Linked DNA regions of Homo sapiens: all the other regions are linked to region 2. A link is a contact called in ENCODE Hi-C data. All regions are on one chromosome and are shown on one strand. Each heading gives the region's core, a stretch centred on a gene start or an enhancer-like site at or near the end of the contact. The rest is flanking DNA. Distances are from core to core; before and after follow the strand shown.

Region 1 (4,264 bases), core at 1,159-3,658, 2.2 Mb before region 2:
CAGCACCTTAATTCTTCGATCTCCTCTTCTGGATATCCATTTGGTCACCCAGTAGTTCATTTGATGATGATTTATTGACTCCTTACTCCGTGCATTGTCCAATTACAGTATAAGTGCTGGTGATTCACCACCTACCTGCTGGTGGAGAAAGATGACAAATAATTCTGTCATTACAACTGTGGTAAGTGCTATGAAGGAGAAACACAGAAGCTATGAGAATGACAAACAGGGAATGTCTTGGGAGTCATCAAAGACTTTCTAATGAAAGTGTCTGCATACTGAGGTAGAATTAATTCAGCCATAAGGGAATAGAAGAGCATTTTAGGTAGGAAGAACAGCAGAGGCAAAGACCCTGAGGCAGAAGTGGTAAAGCAGACAGCACGAACTATTCCAGGTACTGGGGCCAGAATACAAGACATTAATGCCAAATGGAGAAGATACCAGTGAGACAAGGACCAGAACCTAGGCCTCAAAGTCACTTTAAATATAGATTAATATATATTAATATGTTAATCAGGTGTCATTTTAGCTCCTTTCAGTTTTATTTCAATTTTATTTTGTGTTAGCTATTTTTATAAGTAATATTATCTCTGAGTCAGAGGAATGTGCTTTTGTTTATTTCTTAGCTAATCCAGGAAAAATCTTGGATTGTTCTGTTGTTCGGGACTGATCATTACAGTAGTTCTCTAACGTATCAGTCTCAGAACACCTTTAGACTCTTAAAAATTAACTTCCCCAAAGGTCTTTTGTTTATGTGGGTTATAGGTATGAATATTTGCTATATTAGAAATTAAAACTGATAAATTTTTAACGTTATTTAAAAAATAATAATCCTATCACATGATAATATGTATGTTTTTATTTAAAATATCTCTATTTTCCAAGAATGAAAAGGGTGGCTGTATTAGTCCGTTCTCGAATCGCTATAAAGAACTACCTGAGACTGGGTAATTTATAAAGAAAAGAGGTTTAATTGGCTCACAGTTCCACAGGCGGTACAGGAAGCATGGCTGGGGAAGCCTCAGGAAGCTGACAATCAAGGTGGAAGGTGAAGGGGAAGCAGACACATCCTACAAGGCTGGAGGAGGAGGAAGAGACAGAGTGGGGAGGTGCCACACACTTTTAAACAACCAGGTCTTATGAGAAGTCACTCACTATCACAAGAACAGCTGGGGATTATAATTCCACATCATATTTGGGCAGGCAATTCAAACATATCAGTGGCATTTACATTTTTGCAAAAATCCAAACCATATCAGTGGCATTTACATTTTTGCAATTTTTTTTTTTTTTTGAGACAGGGCCTCACTCTTGCCCAGGCTGGAGTGCAGTGGCATGATCTCAGCTCACTGCTGCCTCAACCTCCCAGGCTCAAGCAGATCCTCCAACCTTAGCCTCCCAAGCAGCTGAGACTACAGGTGCATGCCACCAAGCCAAAGGGATTTATATTTATCTATAAATTCATATATAAATCAGATATATTTATATAAAATGTGTATATTATATATATAAATCAGATAAATAAATATGTATTTATATCTGATCTTAAAAGAGTAAAAGGGATTTATATTCCCAGGAAGAAGTAGAAAAGAGGAATATAGATAGTGGTTAAGAACCGGCATTTTGCAATAAGTCTGATCTAGATAGGAATTCTAGCTTTAATATTTACTAGCTCTGTGATCTTGGGAAAATTATTTACAGTTTGTGAACTTCAGTTTCCCTTCTACAAAATAGAGACAGTACCATTTAATTTTTAATTTTTAATGGTATCGTCTCCATTTTATGGAAGGAAAACTAAATGGTATTTTAACCGACAATTCATTAATTTTTAAGACTGACCATTAACAGAGATACTGCATGTAAAGCAGATCACACAGAATATGGCACACTTGAGCACTTGATGTGTACTACATTACTCTTAGTGACGACTTTAATTATCGTGCGCATTCCCAGCGCTTCCTATGGTGCCCAACACAGAGCGGACGCCTAGAGACAATTTTGGGGGATGGGGCAGATGCTCTGCCTCGGGAAAAAAAAAGCACACCTGCCCTGACGTTGGTGGCTGGGTCTGGAAGATACGTGGAAATTAAGCTAAGGATGTGTGGCTTCCAGATCAAAAACCGCAAAAATCTAACGCCGTGACTACTGACTACGGTCAGAGAGCACAGACTGGAGCAACCTCTCACGGCCTGGGCTGTCTGCGCGTGCGTGAGCCAGAAACCCGAGGGGCTCCCTGGGCCCGCCCTATCGATCGACCCGATCGGGGATCGTCAGCTTGGTTCTGGCCACAGAGGTTGCTCTTCTCGCGATGCTTCAGACCTGGCGGCAGGGAAAGGGTGGGCTAATTGGAGAGCCAGGAAGAGCGTGAGGCGGCCCCACGCTGCTTTCCCAGAAGGCTGTGCGTGCTCCTCGCTTCCTCCGCGGTCTTCCGAGCGGTCGCGTGAACTGCTTCCTGCAGGCTGGCCATGGCGCTTCACGTTCCCAAGGCTCCGGGCTTTGCCCAGATGCTCAAGGAGGGAGCGAAAGTAAGGGCTGAAGGAAAGGAATGAGGTGGGAGCGTCAGCATAGGGCTGCGGCGGCCGCGGCGAAGTAGGAGGGCCTACTAACGGGCTGAGCGTGCTGCCCTGGCTCAGCGGCCGGGGGAAGAGAAGATTCCAGAAAGGGAGGTGATTTTGGAAGGGCTCGGCCACCGGAGCCTGCGGGCACTTCTCTTCTTCCGCGACCGGGAGAAGGCCGAGGGATCGGCGGCACGATCGACATTGTACACCTTGAAGGTGGACGGATGTGAAGCCGCGCGTGCGTTTTGCCTCCATCCGTAAATGGGGCTAAGGCCCGTCACCCTTAAAGGAGGTTGTGAGGGTGAAATTGAATAACGTAGATGAAATTGTCTTGAGAACTGCGACGTCGATTATCACATAGCTCGCGAGTTGTAGGATGGGGAAGAACGAGAACTAGCCGATCCAGAGAAGAGAGTGGGAAAAAGGGCCGGGTCTTGGTTGCTTGCTTCCCAGTGAGAAACATACGGCTTTCAGCTTAGTTGACAGAAGCCATGCGTTGTAGCCAAATGAGTTCCGGTCCCAACTTATGTTAGCTGGCTTAATCTAAAATGTAACTTTCTTGGGTTTTGTTTCCTTCGTCTTTAAATTATGGAGATTGGACCAAGAGGTGGTGTCTTTGAGTTCTGTGTAATCTGCAGGATAAGTGATAGAGGGGTGCAGATAACACTTTTGTTTAATGGCCTTTTCTTGAACGTTAGTTCGGTAGCATAGTTTTAAAAAATATCTTACTGCACTATTGATAAATTTGTCTCTTGTGCTATTCAAATTGCATTCCTCTGTGTGTCCTCCAGATTTTGTTAATTCAAGAAATAGATCAGTGTGGTTGAATTTAAGGTTTTATGCGAGGTACGGGGAGCATTAACAGTTTAATAGAACTAGGTTCATGTTTGTAGGATGCACTTTTCAAATAATGTCGGTATAGTAAGTAAATGTCAGGGTTCAAGGTAAATGTTGGTGGAATAATCTTTTGAAAATGATATGGGCTGATTCCCTTGAAAAAATCAGGCTGAGATAATAGCTTCCAATTTGGGTTTTTTTCACTAATACAGTTTTGGAAAACTCGTGTATCACAAAACATTATTTGTCATTCCAGTGCTAGTAGTTTTTTACAGAACACTGAGCTATTTCTTTCAATAAATAGGTACTGAAGGAACTGCAGTGAAAGACAAAAGTCCCATTTGTCGTAGAGTTTATGTCCTTCTAAGGCAGAAATAATGATTAAATAAAAGGAGAATTCCAAATAATGATGAAAGAAACTGCACTATAGTAGAGGATGACAGGAGGTAAAAATGTCTGTAAAAGAAGGATCAGGAATAGACAGAACACTTAGACGTTTAGGGAAGAACTCTTAGCTCAGTGCTTAGTGAGAGAAGCCCCTGAGCCTGGGCTGTTTCCCCCGACCTCTTACTTAGGGGGAAATGCCAGGCTCAGGGACTAACTAGTACAAAGACCCTGAGGAAGGAATGATTTTGACCTGTTTTTTTTTTAAAACAACAACAACAACAACAGGTTGTAGGGCTGAAGCTTACCAAAGAAAGGAAGAATGGTAAGTTCAGAGGAGGAGCCATACAAGGGCCGGGATACGTAGGGCCTTGTTTCCTTGAAAAGGGATTTGCATTTTATCCTAAGCTGGTTGGGAAACCATTGAAGGGTCTTAAGTATGGGAATGAGGGGATCTGATCAAATGGTAGTTTCTCACAGAATGG
Region 2 (4,339 bases), core at 261-2,760:
GGAAAGCAATGTTTTTGTTTTTGTTTTTCAAGTAAGCAATCTCGCTAGGAAAAAAGAAGTTGGAAAGCATCCGGAAAAGAAAGCTTGTAAGAGGGACGTGTGGGAGAACTAGAAGGGACGCTTCTGGCTGGGGCCAACTGAAGTGGGGAAGATCTGGGGAGGAGCGAGGAAAGGACCCAGATCTACTTGGAGCCAACCAAGAGACCGGACGGGAGTGGGGCGGAAAGGCGGAGACCAGTTCGAGCACTAACGCGGGGGCGCGCGAGTGTGAGGGTTGCGGGTCCGCCCGGGGCTAGGGCGGTCGCTCTCGCCATTGTCCCCGCGGCTTTCCGCCTGTGAAACACGTCCTTCCTCTGGGTCCTTGAGCCCCTCCCACTTTTTGGAGAGAAGAGCCACTCAGTTTTTTTTCCTAAGGACCTGTTGGTGGACCTCTCCTCGCTTTCGTAACGCGGATATAGCCTTTTCCCTTCCTGGTAGGAAGAGGAAGGAGGGGTCCGGGAAGGAAGCCGATTTCCTTCTTTCCCCCTCTGCACGCTTGCTAGCCCCAGCGATCGCTGCTGGCCCCCGGGTAGGAAAGTGGGGTTCCTGGCCGTTTCTGCGACGCTGGCCTAGGGCTTGCAGCTGCTGTTGAGTGAAAGCACGCAGACTGGCGGGAGCCGATCATTTCTCGAATGAAGAAGAAAAAGCGCAATTCCCTCCTTATGCTCTAGGGAATTGAGCCGCGTCCCAGATCACCCATTCCAGAAATGTGAAACCGGGCCCTCACAAAGTCGTCTCTGGTGAAGAGGTGGCGTGCGGGGTGGGGGTTGGTGGAGGGTGAAGGCATAAGCAAACATATTTTAAAATCCAGATCGTAGGAAGTGTCACCTGGCCCCTCACCCAGGCATGCTTTCTGGGGGAAGCGCAGGGCCAAGCTTTCCCTAGAAAAGCTGGGGCGAAGAGAGAGCAGGCGGCGGCTAAGGAGCTCCTGGCAGGCTGGGAAGGTGGAGAAGTGGGGTGAGGTATTTTTCTAGAAAGTGTAGCCCTAGCTCATCTCCTAGATTGGGGAAGAGGGAACTGAGGGAGGAGGGAAGGAGACCCAGGGCAGCTCCAGGATAGGGAAATGTTGAAGAAGGGACTGCGTTCTCCAACCGAACCCTCCCTCCTGGGAACCGCAGCCCAGCGCGGTAACTGAGTTACCGCAACCGGGCGGTGGGGAGGAAGGGTGGTCCAGGAAACCGGCGAGGGAGAAAAGCGGTGGAAGGGAGAGTCTTCTCCCTGGAGCGGCCCCAGCAGTACAAAGTGCTGGTCACAGCGCCCCTTCCGCCCCTAGATTGACGAGCAGTGGCGTGGAGCCAGCGCGGAGGCTGCCCCCTCCCCCTCCCGAGCCCGCAGCGCGGAGCGCGGTTTAGCACCAACGGAGCCGGGGGCGGCGTCTTTGGGATGGAAAAGGGCCAAAGGGGAGGAGTGGGGTGGGGGTGGGGGTTTCACTGGTCCACTATAAAAGGACCGCTCGGCTGCCCGGTTCTTGCACTCGCTGGAAAGCGGCTCCGAGCCAGGGGCTATTGCAAAGCCAGGGTGCGCTACCGGACGGAGAGGGGAGAGCCCTGAGCAGAGTGAGCAACATCGCAGCCAAGGCGGAGGCCGAAGAGGGGCGCCAGGCACCAATCTCCGCGTTGCCTCAGCCCCGGAGGCGCCCCAGAGCGCTTCTTGTCCCAGCAGAGCCACTCTGCCTGCGCCTGCCTCTCAGTGTCTCCAACTTTGCGCTGGAAGAAAAACTTCCCGCGCGCCGGCAGAACTGCAGCGCCTCCTTTTAGTGACTCCGGGAGCTTCGGCTGTAGCCGGCTCTGCGCGCCCTTCCAACGAATAATAGAAATTGTTAATTTTAACAATCCAGAGCAGGCCAACGAGGCTTTGCTCTCCCGACCCGAACTAAAGGTCCCTCGCTCCGTGCGCTGCTACGAGCGGTGTCTCCTGGGGCTCCAATGCAGCGAGCTGTGCCCGAGGGGTTCGGAAGGCGCAAGCTGGGCAGCGACATGGGGAACGCGGAGCGGGCTCCGGGGTCTCGGAGCTTTGGGCCAGTACCCACGCTGCTGCTGCTCGCCGCGGCGCTACTGGCCGTGTCGGACGCACTCGGGCGCCCCTCCGAGGAGGACGAGGAGCTAGTGGTGCCGGAGCTGGAGCGCGCCCCGGGACACGGGACCACGCGCCTCCGCCTGCACGCCTTTGACCAGCAGCTGGATCTGGAGCTGCGGCCCGACAGCAGCTTTTTGGCGCCCGGCTTCACGCTCCAGAACGTGGGGCGCAAATCCGGGTCCGAGACGCCGCTTCCGGAAACCGACCTGGCGCACTGCTTCTACTCCGGCACCGTGAATGGCGATCCCAGCTCGGCTGCCGCCCTCAGCCTCTGCGAGGGCGTGCGCGGCGCCTTCTACCTGCTGGGGGAGGCGTATTTCATCCAGCCGCTGCCCGCCGCCAGCGAGCGCCTCGCCACCGCCGCCCCAGGGGAGAAGCCGCCGGCACCACTACAGTTCCACCTCCTGCGGCGGAATCGGCAGGGCGACGTCGGCGGCACGTGCGGGGTCGTGGACGACGAGCCCCGGCCGACTGGGAAAGCGGAGACCGAAGACGAGGACGAAGGGACTGAGGGCGAGGACGAAGGGGCTCAGTGGTCGCCGCAGGACCCGGCACTGCAAGGCGTAGGACAGCCCACAGGTAGAAGAATTGCTCTCGTTTGTCTGTCCATTCATCCTCCTCTCCTCACTTTATCTATCCCACGCGACTTCAGGGTAGACTCCTGCTGGCAGGCAGGATCATAAGTCCGCGGACAGAACGGAGGCCTGGAGTGGAGGAATGTGGTTTGAGGTTTGGATTGGTGAACTCAGCTAGAAAACATACTTGCATTTGCCCGAATAATGAATAACCAAGAAAAAAACTGACAAACGATTTTCTGCAAACTAAAGCAAAGCATTTAGGCCGGGGAGGGAGAGTTTGTAACCTGACTCCTTCCACCTTTAGCGAGTTGGAGCTTGTGCGAGTTCTTTCCACTCTGTGTATTTCTTTTTAATGATTTTGTGTGCGCCTTTTGTGCGGGTTGCAACGTTGCGCTGAGTTTTGTAACCGCTGCCTGTGCGTGCATCCTGCGCTCACGGGAGGGCGGATGTGGAGAGGGCAGAGGAGCAATGGTGACCTGGGAAGGTACCCTGAGCGGCTACGCTAGGATCTCTGTTCTGCAGACTTCTGTCCCCTTTCCCCCTTATAAGGCTGACCCAGGCGGGCTGAAGGCGGTGGGGCCCCTTCGCAGAACCTGCTTGGGAGGTCTTTCCCGGGTTTGCCCCGCCTCCCAGTTTGCACTCCCTCTCGCGGCCATAATTCTGCTCTCAAGCACTGTTGAAAGTCACTGCCGGTCCTTCCTGCTACGGCCTTCTCTCTGTGCAGTGCTTATTCTCCAGTTCTTTTTGTTTCATCACTTTGGTGCCTTTTTCCTTCTTTAACTCTCTCGCGTGTCATTTTTTAAAGAATTCTCCCCTTTTCCCCTGCTCCTCTGCTCCTGGGAGCAAAGTGGTCGCAGCCCAGTTTAGGACTTTCTGCAGGGGTTGGGTCTCAGTCCGGAGTGGAAGGCTCTGTTCCAAATAATCAATCATGCCTGGAAGCTGGAACTTATTTCGCTGGGGCAGTGGGAGTGGGGCCAGAGGCTGCTGGGCAGAGTGGGTGGTCCTTGTGCCCGGAATTGGCAAGAGCGGAGCACCCCAGGGACCCCTGGAATGAGACAGCAGAGCTGTGCAGTCTGAGATTCCTTAAGGCCCGGCCCCTTGGCAGCAGCCCAGGCCCTACCCGAGGCCTTCCACGTGGAGCCTGATGATCTCATTCAGGATTTGAGCCCTCGCCTGTGAAAGAGTGACTCAGGGCCTCTGCCTGCCGCTCTTGCTCCAAGATTTTACTACAATTGGGTAGGATTATGTGCGAAATTGCCTTGTTCAGACTGTGGGATTTCAAAGAGAACAGAAGAAATCCTGCTCACACACAGAAAGATCCTGACCATGCAAAGGAGCGCGTGGTCTTTTTATTTAAAGGAGAGGAGAGAACTTTAAAAATAACACTTGGAGTGAAGATATGCAAATATTTTTGTTATTGTTGTTCTGGGTATATTTTTGCTTTGTTTGCTTTGACTGGTTAGGCTTTCCTAATATATGCTAGGAAGGTAACTATTCTTGGACAGCCTGACCATAAGCAAACTTTTTTTTTTCTTTACAGGAACTGGAAGCATAAGAAAGAAGCGATTTGTGTCCAGTCACCGCTATGTGGAAACCATGCTTGTGGCAGACCAGTCGATGGCAGAATTCCACGGCAGTGGTCTAAA
Region 3 (3,960 bases), core at 1,154-3,653, 2.5 Mb before region 2:
ATATGAATACACGATTGTTAGTCTGCATCTTTAAGCTTAATGTCTTTCTTATATTAAAGTTTTTAAAAGTTTTAATATATTCCTTCCAAATGAACCTCCTTGCACCCCACCTTGGAGGCCCTAATACTTACAAAATTCATGATTTCTAATCTCCTCTAGTCCCAGACTTAAAGGAACAAAATAAATCGTTTTTCCTAATACAGAATATTTTAAATGAACTACCATTAATAGGAATCATCATTTTTTTCACCAAAGGGCCAAATTCCCAGCTCTACATTTCCCATTCCTAAACTTTGTTTGCAATGAGGACTCATATAAATATTTGGGTTGTGTGCTCCTTTTTAAAGCAAGAAGCAATGACACCAGGTGTAAAGGCAGTGGTGTCATATAATCAAGACAATGAGACAGGTATTTACGGTTGGCTATTTATTAAACAGCTCTTTCGAGACTTAACCCAATGAGACCTATTAATTCCACCCATATGGTGCTTACCCTCCTCTGACTCCTGAAACTTCTTGTGTATGCATGAAAAGCCAAGGGCCATGAGAAACAGAGCAAGTCCCTTCTGTGTACTCATAACCAAATTTTTATGACGCACAAATTAAGCTCACTGCTTGAAACTTATAGACCACGTAACAGAAACCACAAAAAGGAAACTAAGTCCAGTAAGAGTAGTAAATATTTTTGTTACAATATTTTTTATTGGGTTACCCCTAGCTGCAAATTTCTTCCCCAGTTTTAGCTCTCTCCAGCGCAAATTTATTCTCAGACAGCAGGTCACGAGGCTCCGTCTTTAAACCCGCCTCAGTGCTATTGGCCACTGCCTAAGAGTGCTCTTCCACTTCACCCACTGATAACCTGTATCAAAACAACCCCAGCTGGGTCCCCTTCAGCCTTCTGAAGCAACCTCTCTAGAGCGCTCTTTGGCCTTTTATAGTGGAGGCATGTGATGAGAGTATTTGCACCAGCTGTTTCTAATTACCTCTCAAGCTGGGGCGAATGACTCAGCAACCCAACTTTTTAGAGAGTCATCCTACCTTGTTAACCAACCAACATACCGAACAACAGTAAACCACTTGACAGAAACATAGGTTAAACAACAATACAAGAATCACTACGCCAAAGTCACCCTACTCCAAGCTGACTCACCGGGAGCCTTTCTTCCCTAAGCTTCTTCAAGATGTCCAAAGGCAGAAGTGGCAAGTGCCTTCAAGCCCAGCCCAGCCCTTGCACCACTACCCAAAGACCAGGAAGAAGCAAGCCGACCTCTTCCCATTTCTCTGCTTGACTATGTGAAGCGCTCAAGTGCTCTGCCACTAACACATCTGGGATTTCCACCCTTTATCCTTCTGAACTGCATTCAATGCAGACCCTCTGATGTAAAGGGTGTTCAAATACATGATCAAATTCCCATAGCATCATCCATGGGTAACAGTCCCTACCCCTACACAATTCTCCAAAAAGCAAAGCATCCTACAAAACATTCTTTGTTCCTCCAAGCATGACATTGTAGCTCGTTTTCCTCATACACGTTCTTTCACAATTACTACTACACTTTACCTGGAATCAGCACAAGTTTAACGCAGAAGCCTCACTCCATAAAAGCATTCCGCACAATTCTACTCAATGACATGAAACTGCCGTGTAAGAATGAGAAAGCAACGGCACTCGTGTTACATTACACGAGCACAAAGCTGGTGTCTCCAGAATCAACGCCCACTCTCACCATATTGTGCGAGGCTTAATTACAACGCGTGGGCAAAACTCCAACAAAGGGAGTCCTGGGCTCTCCGGTCCCCAAAACCAGTCTTCGCTAAATCCAGCTCAGCACGGTGGCCTTCTCTCCCCAGCCACAAACTCGGCTTTTCTTACGCGATTCCACGCGCGACAGCCACCGGGCTGAGTAGACGCGAGGCTGGGCATGCGGTGGGAGGCGGCGGAGGACAATACGGGGCCCCAGCCGCGAGGGCGGTGCTGATGTGTCACAGCCCGGGCGGGCCGCGGGCGAGGGGCCGGGCTGGCGCCCGAGGGCAGGGAGGGGGGTGGGGCAGGGACCCCGCGGCCCCCAGCCCCCGCCCGCCCCGGGTAAAGTACGGCGCGCGCGGGTAAACAACAGCTCCGGCAGTGCAGGGGGTTCGGCCGCCGACGGGACGCCCCTTCCGGCGTCGCGGCCACTTCCAGGATCCCGGCCGCCGGCGCCCCCCGCGGGCCCCGATACGTGCCCCCCGCGCCCCGCCCAGCCCAGAAAGAGCCGCCCCCGGCCCGCCCGCGCCTTCACTGGACCTGTCCGCCGGCCTCCCCTCACAGGCCCGCGGCCCTGACCGCGCCAACCCTCCCGGAGAAGGGCCGGCGGGACGGCCGAGCCACTCACCAGAGCTGAGGCGCGGCGCGGCCCGACTGACTGAAGCGAGAGCGCCCGGCGGGCGGCGAGGGCAGCGGTCAGGTGACTCACTCCTTCCGCGCGGCCAGCCGCCCCCTCCCTTCTGCGCCGCTCTGCTGCCGCCACCTCGCGGCGCCAAAACCCCGCCCGCCCGCTGAAGGCCCCGCCCCCGGCGCCGAAGCCCCGCCCTGCCGCCCTCGAAGCCTCTGTCAGCGAACGAGCGCGCGCAATAGCGCGGGGCAGGGGTCGCCGCGGCCGGAAGCCCACGCGGGGGGTTGCAGGGACGGGTCGTAAGGGGCGGGGCGGGCCTCGAGGAGGCGGCGGTGGGGTCCCCGGACCTCCGCGCGTGGCACAGCCCGCATCCTGAACTGACTCCCACTCGAGGACCACCTCTCCTCTCCCTTCTGAGGGCGGAACGGAAAGGCCAAGCGCCTCCTCGCCTCGGGAGCTGCAGGACGCCCTAATTCAGCCGAGTCGCCGCGTGCCCGGGTGCCCGCGAACAGCAGGAGAGAGGACGGGCGCTGGCCCCACAGGGGTCGCTTTACCCCTTGAAGAGCTCCTCGCTGCCTGCCCTGGGGGTGGTGGGCGTCCAGGTTCACAGGGTACTTGAGCTTGCTGGGGTGGGGGTGTGTATGAAGTGCGTCCAGGGTTTTGTGGAGCGCGTCTAGCAGTTGCTCTACTTCTTACTGACAGTGAAACAAGGGCGCCCACGACAGGTGTTCCCTTTTCGCTGTCGCTGCCAGGAAGCTTCCAGCCAGGTTCAGCGCCCAGTGGTGTCAGCCGGCCCATCTCGAGCCTTGGTTCCGCTGTCATCTTCTGGTGCTTATTCTGGTGTTTATCCAACTGTCCGTTTTGAAATTATGTTCCCAAGCCATTTAACACCTCTGGAGAACCAAAGCACTGGCTGTCAGCGGAGCGGGATGCACGCGCAGCGGAGGGGACTGGGCACGCCAACCCCACGAGGGTTCCTGCGGAGATGACACGGACCTTGAGGTCTGAAGCCAAAGGACGATTTGTGTGAAGGGATTTTATTGTTAGCTTTGGAGCCAGCAACAAGAACACAGCCCTGGAGTTCCCGGGGCAAAAAGGATACCAAGATAATAATTCAGGTATTACGACTAACATGACTGCATTTGCACCCACAGGCTGTGGGACTTGGGGACGTTTGAGCTACATCCAAAATACATGAGAAAATCACACAAGTGAAATTGGATGAGAGTGCGAGGGGTGAAGTGATACATTATGACCTAGAATTAGGGGAGGCTTCCTGGAGCAGGTGACATTTGCATTGGGTCTTGATTGGGAAGAGTGGAACCCAGCAGTCTAGATAGGGTCCAGAGGTAGGAGGTACCTCGCATCCCAGGCTGCCTCAGTTCATGGTGAGAGTGCAGATATTTAGTGAAACAGGAGGAAAGGACACTTGGAAATACACCATGAAAGAAGGATTGAAGTTCTTGCAGACACATGGGAGTGTCCGAGGCTTTATTCTCCTTCCACCTTGAGCCAGTGGAATTGCAGTGTCTTTTTTCTACACCTATGCAGTTTTTTCTACACCTGTGCAGTTTTTTCTAGGGGAAGAT

The links. Hi-C counts contacts between places; a loop is a spot of excess contacts on that map. Pooled maps may share reads with other maps.
Region 1: a map of endothelial cell of umbilical vein shows a loop between it and region 2 (6-fold over the local background). The contact joins the promoter of CCT8 here to the promoter of ADAMTS1 in region 2. A Hi-C loop is called at or near these places in 3 of 168 maps with a recorded cell type or tissue (aorta, ascending aorta and endothelial cell of umbilical vein) and 15 of 50 pooled maps.
Region 3: a map of heart right ventricle shows a loop between it and region 2 (7-fold over the local background). The contact joins the promoter of BACH1 here to the promoter of ADAMTS1 in region 2. A Hi-C loop is called at or near these places in 2 of 168 maps with a recorded cell type or tissue (heart right ventricle and naive thymus-derived CD4-positive, alpha-beta T cell) and 8 of 50 pooled maps.

What each region holds. Positions count from the first base shown.
Region 1 is chr21:29,071,792-29,076,055 of GRCh38, reverse strand. CCT8 (chaperonin containing TCP1 subunit 8) reads left to right here and starts at 2,408. Exons shown (of 15, transcript NM_006585.4): 1 at 2,408-2,525. The coding sequence starts at 2,466. RefSeq lists enhancers at 1-636, 2,183-2,352, 1,513-2,424, 2,803-2,972, 2,425-3,336.
Region 2 is chr21:26,842,580-26,846,918 of GRCh38, reverse strand. It overlaps ADAMTS1 (ADAM metallopeptidase with thrombospondin type 1 motif 1), which reads left to right and starts at 1,510. Exons shown (of 9, transcript NM_006988.5): 1 at 1,510-2,694; 2 at 4,234-4,339. The coding sequence starts at 1,965. RefSeq lists enhancers at 126-725, 726-1,326, 3,764-4,339.
Region 3 is chr21:29,297,365-29,301,324 of GRCh38, reverse strand. It overlaps BACH1 (BTB domain and CNC homolog 1), which reads right to left and starts at 2,403. Exons shown (of 5, transcript NM_001186.4): 1 at 2,372-2,403. LOC105369299 (a long non-coding RNA gene) reads left to right here and starts at 2,589. Exons shown (of 2, transcript XR_937652.3): 1 at 2,589-3,960. RefSeq lists an enhancer at 629-738 and a silencer at 1,969-2,878.